Regions from separate parts of the Homo sapiens genome. Here region 2 is linked to region 1. A link is a contact called in ENCODE Hi-C or POLR2A ChIA-PET data. All regions are on one chromosome and are shown on one strand. Each heading gives the region's core, a stretch centred on a gene start or an enhancer-like site at or near the end of the contact. The rest is flanking DNA. Distances are from core to core; before and after follow the strand shown.

The links. Hi-C counts contacts between places; a loop is a spot of excess contacts on that map. ChIA-PET counts read pairs that join two places held with the same protein, here RNA polymerase II (POLR2A). Pooled maps may share reads with other maps.
Region 2: a map of naive thymus-derived CD4-positive, alpha-beta T cell shows a loop between it and region 1 (13-fold over the local background). The contact joins the promoter of BBS9 here to the promoter of SEPTIN7-DT in region 1. A Hi-C loop is called at or near these places in 1 of 168 maps with a recorded cell type or tissue (naive thymus-derived CD4-positive, alpha-beta T cell) and 7 of 50 pooled maps. POLR2A ChIA-PET finds 5 or more read pairs at or near these places in 1 of 52 experiments (activated CD4-positive, alpha-beta T cell).

What each region holds. Positions count from the first base shown.
Region 1 is chr7:35,797,153-35,801,984 of GRCh38, reverse strand. SEPTIN7-DT (SEPTIN7 divergent transcript) reads left to right here and starts at 1,360. Exons shown (of 5, transcript NR_120512.1): 1 at 1,360-1,495. It overlaps SEPTIN7 (septin 7), which reads right to left and starts at 928. Exons shown (of 14, transcript NM_001788.6): 1 at 715-928. The coding sequence starts at 775. RefSeq lists silencers at 17-466, 497-736 and enhancers at 887-1,276, 891-1,514, 1,637-1,696.
Region 2 is chr7:33,127,481-33,131,837 of GRCh38, reverse strand. It overlaps BBS9 (Bardet-Biedl syndrome 9), which reads right to left and starts at 2,274. Exons shown (of 23, transcript NM_198428.3): 1 at 1,797-2,274. RefSeq lists enhancers at 2,212-2,321, 2,812-2,861 and a silencer at 2,372-2,671.

The DNA.
Region 1 (4,832 bases), core at 111-2,610:
TACCGATTCTCCCTCCGTTCTCAAGACTCGCCCGCCATCCACCGGCCTTCCGGGCTGCGCCTGGAGAGAGGCAACCCCGAGAGGCGGGAGGAGGAGCGGGGAGGCGACGCGGTGACTGGAGCTGCGGCTGCAGCCGCCGCCGCCGCCTCCACCACAGCCTCAGCCTGGTGCATCCTTCTTCCTCCCTCCCCGCCGCCGCCCGCCCGGGTTGGCCCACACAGCACCCTCGCCCGAGCGTTCACACTCGTCCCCACCCTCCTAGCCAGGCCCACTGCCCCACGAGGGGACTTCTGCCGACGGGGATGCGGCCGGGGACAGGAGGAAGCGGGGCCGCGGAAGCCGGCGGGCCCGGGAGGAGACTGAGGAAAGGCGAAGGGACGGAGAGAAGCAAGGGCAGGGCTGAGACCACCACGCTCAGGCTGCTCCGGCCGCGGAGGCCGCGGCTCTGCGCCGGGGGCCAGCCCGCCGCGGCACAGGAAATGCCGCCGCCTCGGCTCTCCTCACGTTCAATTCAAACTGTCACCGCCGCCGCCTCCCCTCCCCCCGAGCCCGCCGCTGCCGCGCCCCGGGCCCGCAGTGGCCCCCATCCCGGCTCCCCTCGCCGCTGCCTCCGCCTCGCCTCAGGGCGTTCCCTAGCTCGGTCCAGCGGCCGCAGAGCTTCCCGGCATTCGGAGCCGCTGACCCCAAGTCGCGGCACCCGAAGCTGAGACTCACCCATGGTGCTGCTGTTGACGCTCCTCTCCTCAGCAGCAGCGGATCTCGCACTGACCGACATCCCCTCCCCCCCTCCGCGACCAGCCCCAGCGGAGCGCAGCCCGCCGATTCTCCAAAGGCGCCTACGCCGATTCCGCAGCGTAGCCGCCCGGCGTAGCTGCCTTGCTTACGCACGCTACAGCAGGCGGACTCCTCCACAGGCTCTCGCTCGACTCCCGCTCCCTCCTCCGTCCCCCGCCCCCTCAGACGAGGCTTCCGGGCCTAGCGGAGGCTGGCTTCCATCTCGCGAGATTACCGCCTCCCCAGCTCCGCCGCCTCGCTCCATTTCGAGCATGACTTCATTGGCGTCAGCAACGTTTTGCTGTTCGGGTTTAGCCGCCATGTTTAAGTTGGCCGGGTTTCGCACCACTGAGGTCATGGATACTCAGGCCTCTTTGCGTGTTTCTTCAACACTGCTTCTAAGGTTAACCGCGTTACATTTGTTGGAGAAAATCCTGGGAACGCTGAAAAGGACTAGTGGGTGGGGTGCGAGGGTGGGGTCTTGCCCGAATTAAAGATGGCCGCAGTCAGCTCTGCCCCGCGCAATTTCACGTCAAGTTTTGGAGCTGCGGGAGCCGGCCAGTTGGCCTCAGCGCCTCCTTACGGAATTGGCGTAAGGCAAAGAGGCGCGGCTGGAAGAACCAGACTGAGAAAGTGCCACAGGGCGGGGGCCGCATCCGCCCCTCGGCTTCTGGTTACTGACCCGACGGCTTTGTGAGTGAAAGTGAAGAGACACTTCGAGGCAGGTGTCTGTGCTCCCCATTCATCCCTGTTTCCGTGGCTATCTTGACTTTCGGGGTGAAAAGTGAGGTTAGGCCCTGTTTCCCCGACCCTTCCCTCGCGCCATCACACTCTAGTGGCCTGGCACAGCCCCAGAGGTCGGCCGCTGTAGCCCCCATTGCGGACTCGCCACATTCATATTGGCTCACCTTGTCGGTGCCCGGTTCGGTCCTCTTGGAGCTCACACTCCAGTTGAGGAAATGAATGGACACAGGAACTACTGGGTAACAAAATACTAATAAAGGGCTGCGATTGTGTGAGTTTCTACTGTAGCGATGAATGTCGCTGTCATTGGAACGTTCCCCAAGTGCCTTCTAGTGAAAGCCTTACTTCACTCGGAATAACCTGTGGTCTTTTCTTGAACGTGATGGCTCTCTTGGTTGTATTCTTCATGCACATGTGTTACTTTTCCTGTTTAACTACATGTTAAAGAAATGTGTATGTTCCTGTTTAACTGCATGTTTTAAAAAAGTATGTGTATTTTTAAGTTATAGGCACGTGCAAGAAAGTTCAGAGCAAAATAGCTTATATTAGTGAAACAATAAATGTCTACTAATAGGAGAATGGATGAATAAGTGTCATTGTTGAACAAATTGACATACAACACGAACCAAAAAATCAGTGAACTAAAGCTACCATTTTTCATATGGATAGAGTCATTAACCTAATATTGAGGAAGAAATGAAAAGACAGGTTGCGGAAAGATATATATGACATACCATAAATAAAAGTTTAATAATTACAAAAAAGTAAGATCAAACTAAAAATTGTATAAGGAAATGATAGATACCAAATTCAGAATACTGGTTGCTTCCAGAGATGAACAGAAGGGAATGTAACAAGAAGGGTTCATTTGTATCTATAACGTTTGTTTTCTACCAGAAATATCTTGAAAATGTGGCAAAACATTAAGCTAAGTAGAGGGCACATGGGTGTTCACTTGTAATTATTTCCTTTACTGTTCTATATACTTGAAATATTTCCAAGTAATTTTTTTTAAGAAAAGAAACTTATAGAAGCAACTTATTTTGTATCTTGATATATGCCATTTCGTAAGTCTACATTTTTACTGAACTGCTTATGAAGTCTGTTGCAACTTATCTGTTCAATCATTGTTTTAAGTTTCTGAAACTTCAAATGAACTTTTACTTTGGGAAATTTTGTTGAATTTCTATTTTTGAAAAAAAGCAGTGTACCAAGGAGGGTAAATGTATATAGCCTCCGGAGTCAGACTGCCTGAGTTCAAATCCCAGCTCTCCATTTATTAGGCTTGCAACCAAGAACAAGTTACTTAAACTTTCCTGTGATCCAGTTTCCTCATCTATAAACGGAGATAATACTTATCTAACAGGATTTTGATAAGAGTTAAATAGACTAATACATGAACACGGTGCTTAGTCAATGCTTAGTAAATATTACCTAAATATAGATTATTTTAAAATATAAAATTAAAGCAAATACTTATATTAATATAACCTAATAGTCTAAAGGAAGTAAATCTTTGCCTCCCATCTCTATTGATAATATTTCTTTGAGGAAGATCTCTTAATGGGTATGAAAGAGGTGAATTGTGTTATTTTGTGCTATGAAAATGGATAAATTCTTAATAGAAACTATATTAAATTCCTTGTCTGAAGTTTGTTCATGTTCACCCCACACTATGATAGCTTCACTACTTTTCATTGAAAATCACACAGAGTGGCCGGGCGCGGTGGCTCACGCCTGTAATCCCAGCACTTTGGGAGGCCGAGGCAGGCAGATCGCCTGAGGTCAGGAGTTCGAGACCAGCCTGGCTAACATGGTGAAACCCCGCATCTACTAAAAATACAAAAAATTAGCCGGGTGTGGTGGCGGTACCTGTAATTCCTGCTACTCGGGAGACTGAGGCAGGAGAATCACTTGAACCCAGGAGGCGGAGGTTACAGTGAGCCCAGATAGCACCACTGCACTCCAGCCTGGGCAACAAGAGCGAAATTCCGTCTCAAAAAAAAAAAAGAAAAAATTATACGGAGTGTTACAGGCAATGAAATAATGATATTCTGAGGAACTTTCTTTGTAGGGAGGTTTCATAGCCAATGTTCTATAATGTATATACATGTGTTATGCAAATTATACGTGGTGCACGAGGAAAGAGAATTGTATTGATCTTATGATCTCTTTATTGCACTTATTTGCAATATTTATGATCTCTTTATTGCATTTATTTGTTAATAAAATATAGCCTAGACTTTACTGACTCAGAAACAGATTTAAAAAAACTGATCTGAAATTCTGGACAGACCATATAGATGGTTTCCACCACATATTTACAGCGTCCAAACTCACGTGGGCCTTCAACTTTACCAAGCAATGCTTGTTTCCCTAGTTGGCTCTCTCTTAATTTCCACAACAGCCACTTCTGATTTTCTCCTTATTTTTCAAACCACTCCCCTCACTTATTCTCAAATAAGAGAATAGAAAAAAATAGAAACCATCAAAGAGGAACTCAGGCTGAGCGTGATGGCTCATGCCTGTAAACCCAGAACTTTGGAAGGCCGAGGCAGGCACATCACCTGAGGTCAGGAGTTCGAGACCAGTCTGGCCAACATGGTGAAACCCTGTTTCTACTAAAAATACAAAAATTAGCCGGATGTCTTGGCGGGTGCCTGTAATCCCAGCTACTAGGGAGGCTGAGGCAAGATAATTGCTTGAACCCAGGAGGCAGAGGTTGCAGTGAGCCAAGATCGTGCCACTGCCAGCCCTGGTGACAGAGCGAGGCTCCGTCTCAGAAAAAAAAAACAGGAACTCCAACAATTTTATGTCTCCATACTCATTCTTTCAAGCTTCACGGTAGATTAGGTGCCCCCCTGTCTGAGGCACATATCTCTGCCAGTTCCCTGTATTCCATCTCTTTGTGCTCGTTCTCTAGATTCTCACTCCTCCTGCCTTTCCAGGAACTGCAGTCAATGGGTTCTTTATTCAACAAGCTTCTGGGTTCTGCAACTACCACTCCACTGAAATTCTCAACGAGGTCACCAAGAACCTCTTGTGTTCAATCCAGTAGACCCTTTGTCTTATTTTCCTTGACCTCTCTGCAGCATTTGATACTAGAACCCTTGGCCTTCTGCATTCATATGCCTTGATTTGTGAAACCACACTTTCCTAGTTTTTCTCCTAGATCTCTGTGTCTCTATTTTACCTTTCAGGACCCCCTTCTGGCTGTCAAATATCCATGAACCCCAAAGTTGTGTGCAATTTGTTTCTATCTCACTTTTTACATTATCCTTTATGTGGTCTCATTCACCTTCATGGCTTCAGCC
Region 2 (4,357 bases), core at 1,025-3,524, 2.7 Mb after region 1:
GAATTTAATTTGCTATTGTTCTTTTTTTAATATTTTAAAAAGTTTTAATAATTTTTATTTTTTCTGCCATGCTCGGCAAAGACGAGGTCTCACTATGTTGCCCAGGCTGGTCTTGAACACCTCATTGACCTAGTCCTACAATATGATCAGCTGTGAAAACAATAACCCCAAAGAATGCTGTGGAAAAAACATACAGGTTTGAAGGTCAGTTCTGGAAACAGACCTTGCAGCTGTTGTTCATTTTCAGAGCTTTGCTTTCTCCAGGTTATGCCAGTGTCACACCAAATTTAAGAAAGTAGAAATCAGGTCTTCCAGTCAAAGAAAGATGACAAATGCATGTAGTGTTCAAAAGAAGTATACTGCTTTTGAAGGCAATAATACAAGGGCTCACTGTTGGAATTTTCAACAAAAGACTCAAAGGGCAAAATAACACAAAATTTGGAGTAGGACAGCTCTGGGTGCACTTTCTGACCACGTTACACTACATGATCTTAAACAAGTCCCTTATCCTCTAGTATCTCAATTGTTCTAGGGTGGAGGAGGATAAAATGGCTCAACCCATAGCAAGTACTCAATAGATGTCAGTAATAACCCAACAGTAGAAACAGTGCTAGTAGGAGAGACAGTGGTAGTAGTGGTAGTTGAAAGAGACGGTGGTAGTGTGTTCTGTGCAAGACACAATTACGAATGCCAAACTCACCCTCTGGACCGAAATTTTAAATGGGACTCACAAAGACTGATAGTAATCACTAATGGAAATGTTATTAACCAGCAGGGATGTTTTATAATAATTTCATGTATTTTAATAATTTTCAAAAATATTTCAAAGTATTCTAAAGCGTAAGACTTACTACATCCCTCAAAAGGTGTAAAAGTTTTAAAATTACTATATATACTATTGCTGTTGGATTTTTTCCCTTCAGTGAGCATTTCTATCAAGAAGTTGTACCATAAATATAAGTGTATAGTTGTAATTTAACCACGACAATTACACACAAGGAAAAATCCCTTAAACTCTGACAAATAACTTGTAACTTATTTTCAAAATAAAGTTTTTTAAAATTCTTCTTTAAAAACTTCTGGGTTTTCTAGTTTTTTTTTTAATTCTTCCGTATATTCATGAAAAAAATCTCAGTAATTGTTTTCTTTATAAAATGCTAATAAGTTAGAAAATCTTTCTCTGAATGCTGGCCAACTTAAGACCCATAGCTTATCCTGCAGCATCTTTCAAGTTGTTTATCAATGAGGACATGTAAGATGTGTATACCTGTAAGATACGGTTTCATTTTTAAAGTAAAAGTGAGATACCCAAAAAAATACATTTCTCCAGGAAATTGAAGTCAAAGGCAGGATTTGACTGGCAGGAGGTGCTGATAAAATCAGCGCAGCTCATCTAAACTGTTGTGGTCTCCAAGTAACAAGAGGAGAAACAATAATCCTATTACTAGAAGGATTGGGGGTATTAGTACATGCATCCTACTTCAGTCGTAGGCTGGGAACTGCTTTGCCCATTTACTCACAGACCTGTTGAAGTGTCTCAGGAGGATGCTCATGCTCCAAGTGACATTCCTCAATGGAATCCTTAAAAATTCTCATCCCTTTTTTCTCAAAAGTACTCACAGAATCTCATACACTTTGTGCTCCTAGTGTTTGTTTATTTCAGTGCAAACATCTAAGAAATCAATCACCTTACAGACTCCAAACCATTATACTGCATTAGAGAATCTTGTTCACAAAATAAAACATGGAAAGGGTATTCATGTACCCGAAGTTTAACAACAGACATACCATCTTACCTGATGCCACGTCAGATGAGCTCTGCCCCACCTTTCTGCGAACCCTCGTTCGGCAAATTTTGCTTTATGAACGCCTGACAAGGTCCCAGTGATGGAGCAGAGGGAGCAAGAACGGACGGTGCAGAGAAAAGCAACCTTTAGCTTCACTATTCCCTCTCGTCCTCCAGCTGAAAGTTGTTCCACGTCCCGGGCAAAGAGAGAGCCCCACCAGGCAGCACCACCAGCTCCACAGAGTTGGAGTGATTCCCCCAAGAAGCTCCCCTGCGCCCCCCGTCACCCCCAGAGACCAGCAGAGGAAACGGCATCTATCCCTTGGAAGACACTAGGCAGGCGAGAACAAATGCAAGTCCTGCTGCTCACACCGAGGAGGAAAGGATGGAGGAGGCGGTGAATGGGATGTAGCAGAAACCCGACGGCCGCAGCGGAAGGGACACCTCCCCTCTCCAGCCTAACTCTGAGCCATCTTCGCCCTGTTGTCATAGCACTTACAACGGACGCCACTGCGCAGGTCACGCCGTGCCGCGCCGACTTCTGGGGGCTGGAGTCCAGAGAGGCTGAGGCGCAAAGGCGGGGACCGACTTCTGAGAGGGCCGCGGTTGGAATTAGATTGCTACTGGGGCGGGGCTCGAGTGAACCACGGCCTGGTCCTCATTAGCAGAGAGTGATAATTACTGCAATCCTCTGCCCTGTCCTGGCAGCAGTTCCTTAAGGAAGACCCTCCTCCTGCCTGGGCTCCGGGGGCAGGCCACGCCCCCCCGGCCGCGTGACCGCCCTCTCCCCTCGGTGCGTGTGGGTGGGGCCTAGTGGGGGCGGGGCGTCACTGGCTTGTCCATGGTGCTCTGGGATCCTGCGCTTCTGAGAGTCCCAATCGCGGTGTTTTTTTCCTGCCGGGACACTCATGAGGGCCCCGTCCATGCACCGCGCGACCGTGGCGAGGGTGGTCGCGGTAGCGAGCGCCAGCGTGTGCGCCCTGGTGGCGGGGGTGGTGCTGGCCCAGTACATATTCACCTTGGAGAAGAAGGCGAGGCGGAAGACCAAGATCATCGAGATGATGAAGCTTTTGAACAGTTTCCAGTTTTTCCTTTTTTTACTATTTGAAACAGCGCTGCTTTGAAGTTACTTGTGCCTGCGTCCTGATACACATGTGTTAAATATATTTTCCGTATATACCTTAGAGTGCATTTCCTGGTATATGGGATTGGATCTATGTCTTCTTTTGTTTTTTACTTATTTTTTTTTAATCTTTACATTCAAATTCAATGTAGCCAACCTTGAAGTTTTTCTTGTTTGCTTTTTTCAATGGATTCTAGTGTAGGCTTTAAATTTCCAGTATTTCACCATCAATCCACAAATCCACATTCCCAGTAGAAAATACCATTCTAGTTTTAGTTTTTTGGGTTTTGGGTTTTTTTTTTTTTTTTAACTGAGACTGGGTCTCCCTGACAGGGTCGCCTAGACTGGAGTGCAGTGACAGGATCACTGCTCACTGAAGCACTGAAGCCTCAGCCTCCCGGGCTCAAACGATTCTCCCACCTTAGCCTTCCTAGTAAGCTGGGACTACAGGCACAGACCACCACACCTGGCTAATTTTTGTATTTTTTGTAGAGATGGAGTTTCGCCATGTCCAGGTTGCTCTCGAACTCCTGGGTTCAAACGATCCACCCACCTCAGTCCCCCAAAGTGCTGGGATTGCTGGCGTGAGCCACCGCGTCCGGCCTCAATATTTTTAAAAATGACCTTTCAGTCAAAGCCTTGGTAATATAACCAGTTTCCAATTGTATTCTGCTATACAGAGAGAGCAGATTTTTATTAGACTTATTGAAATGACCATATTACCATAAGAAGACTCACAAATGGTTTTCTAATTATGGAGGAATCAAGTAAAGAGAAAAAAAGTTTTTATCTTTTTTTACACAAGTATACTCTATCAAATTGCTGTAAATTATAAATAGCTTAAAAGACAAGATTTTCTTAAATCTGGAAAAAACTATTTGAGTAAAGAACCAACAACATTTGAAATAATATCATAAAAACATTGTCTTCATTAGTTAAACTCACGTAATTAATTCTTGTTCTGCCTGATCTTGATTAATAGTTTCATGAACCCACTTTTTTATTACAGTTCTGGAAATTGTTATATTGTCCATTGATCTTCAAGTTGTTAGAAACCCAAATCTAAGAGTATATTTTAGGGCCAGGCACAATGGTTCATGCCGGTAATCCCAGCAATTTGGGAGGCCAAGGCGGGAGGATCATTTGAGGCCAGGAGTTGGAGAAAAGCCTGGCCAATATAGTGAAACCCCATCTCTACTAAAAATACAAAAAATTAACCCAGCGTGGTAGCGCATGCCTGTAATCCCAGCTACTCAGGAGGCTGAGGCATGAGAATCACTGGAACCAGGGAGGCAGAGGTTGCAATGAACCAGGATCGTGCCACTGCACCCCAGCCTGGGCATCAGAGCAAGATTGTCTCAAAAATAAATAAATAAAAATAAAAGAGTACTTGTTAGAATATTTTCCAGGAGTCTGTTTTTTAAAAAAGAATTCAAAACAATAATATG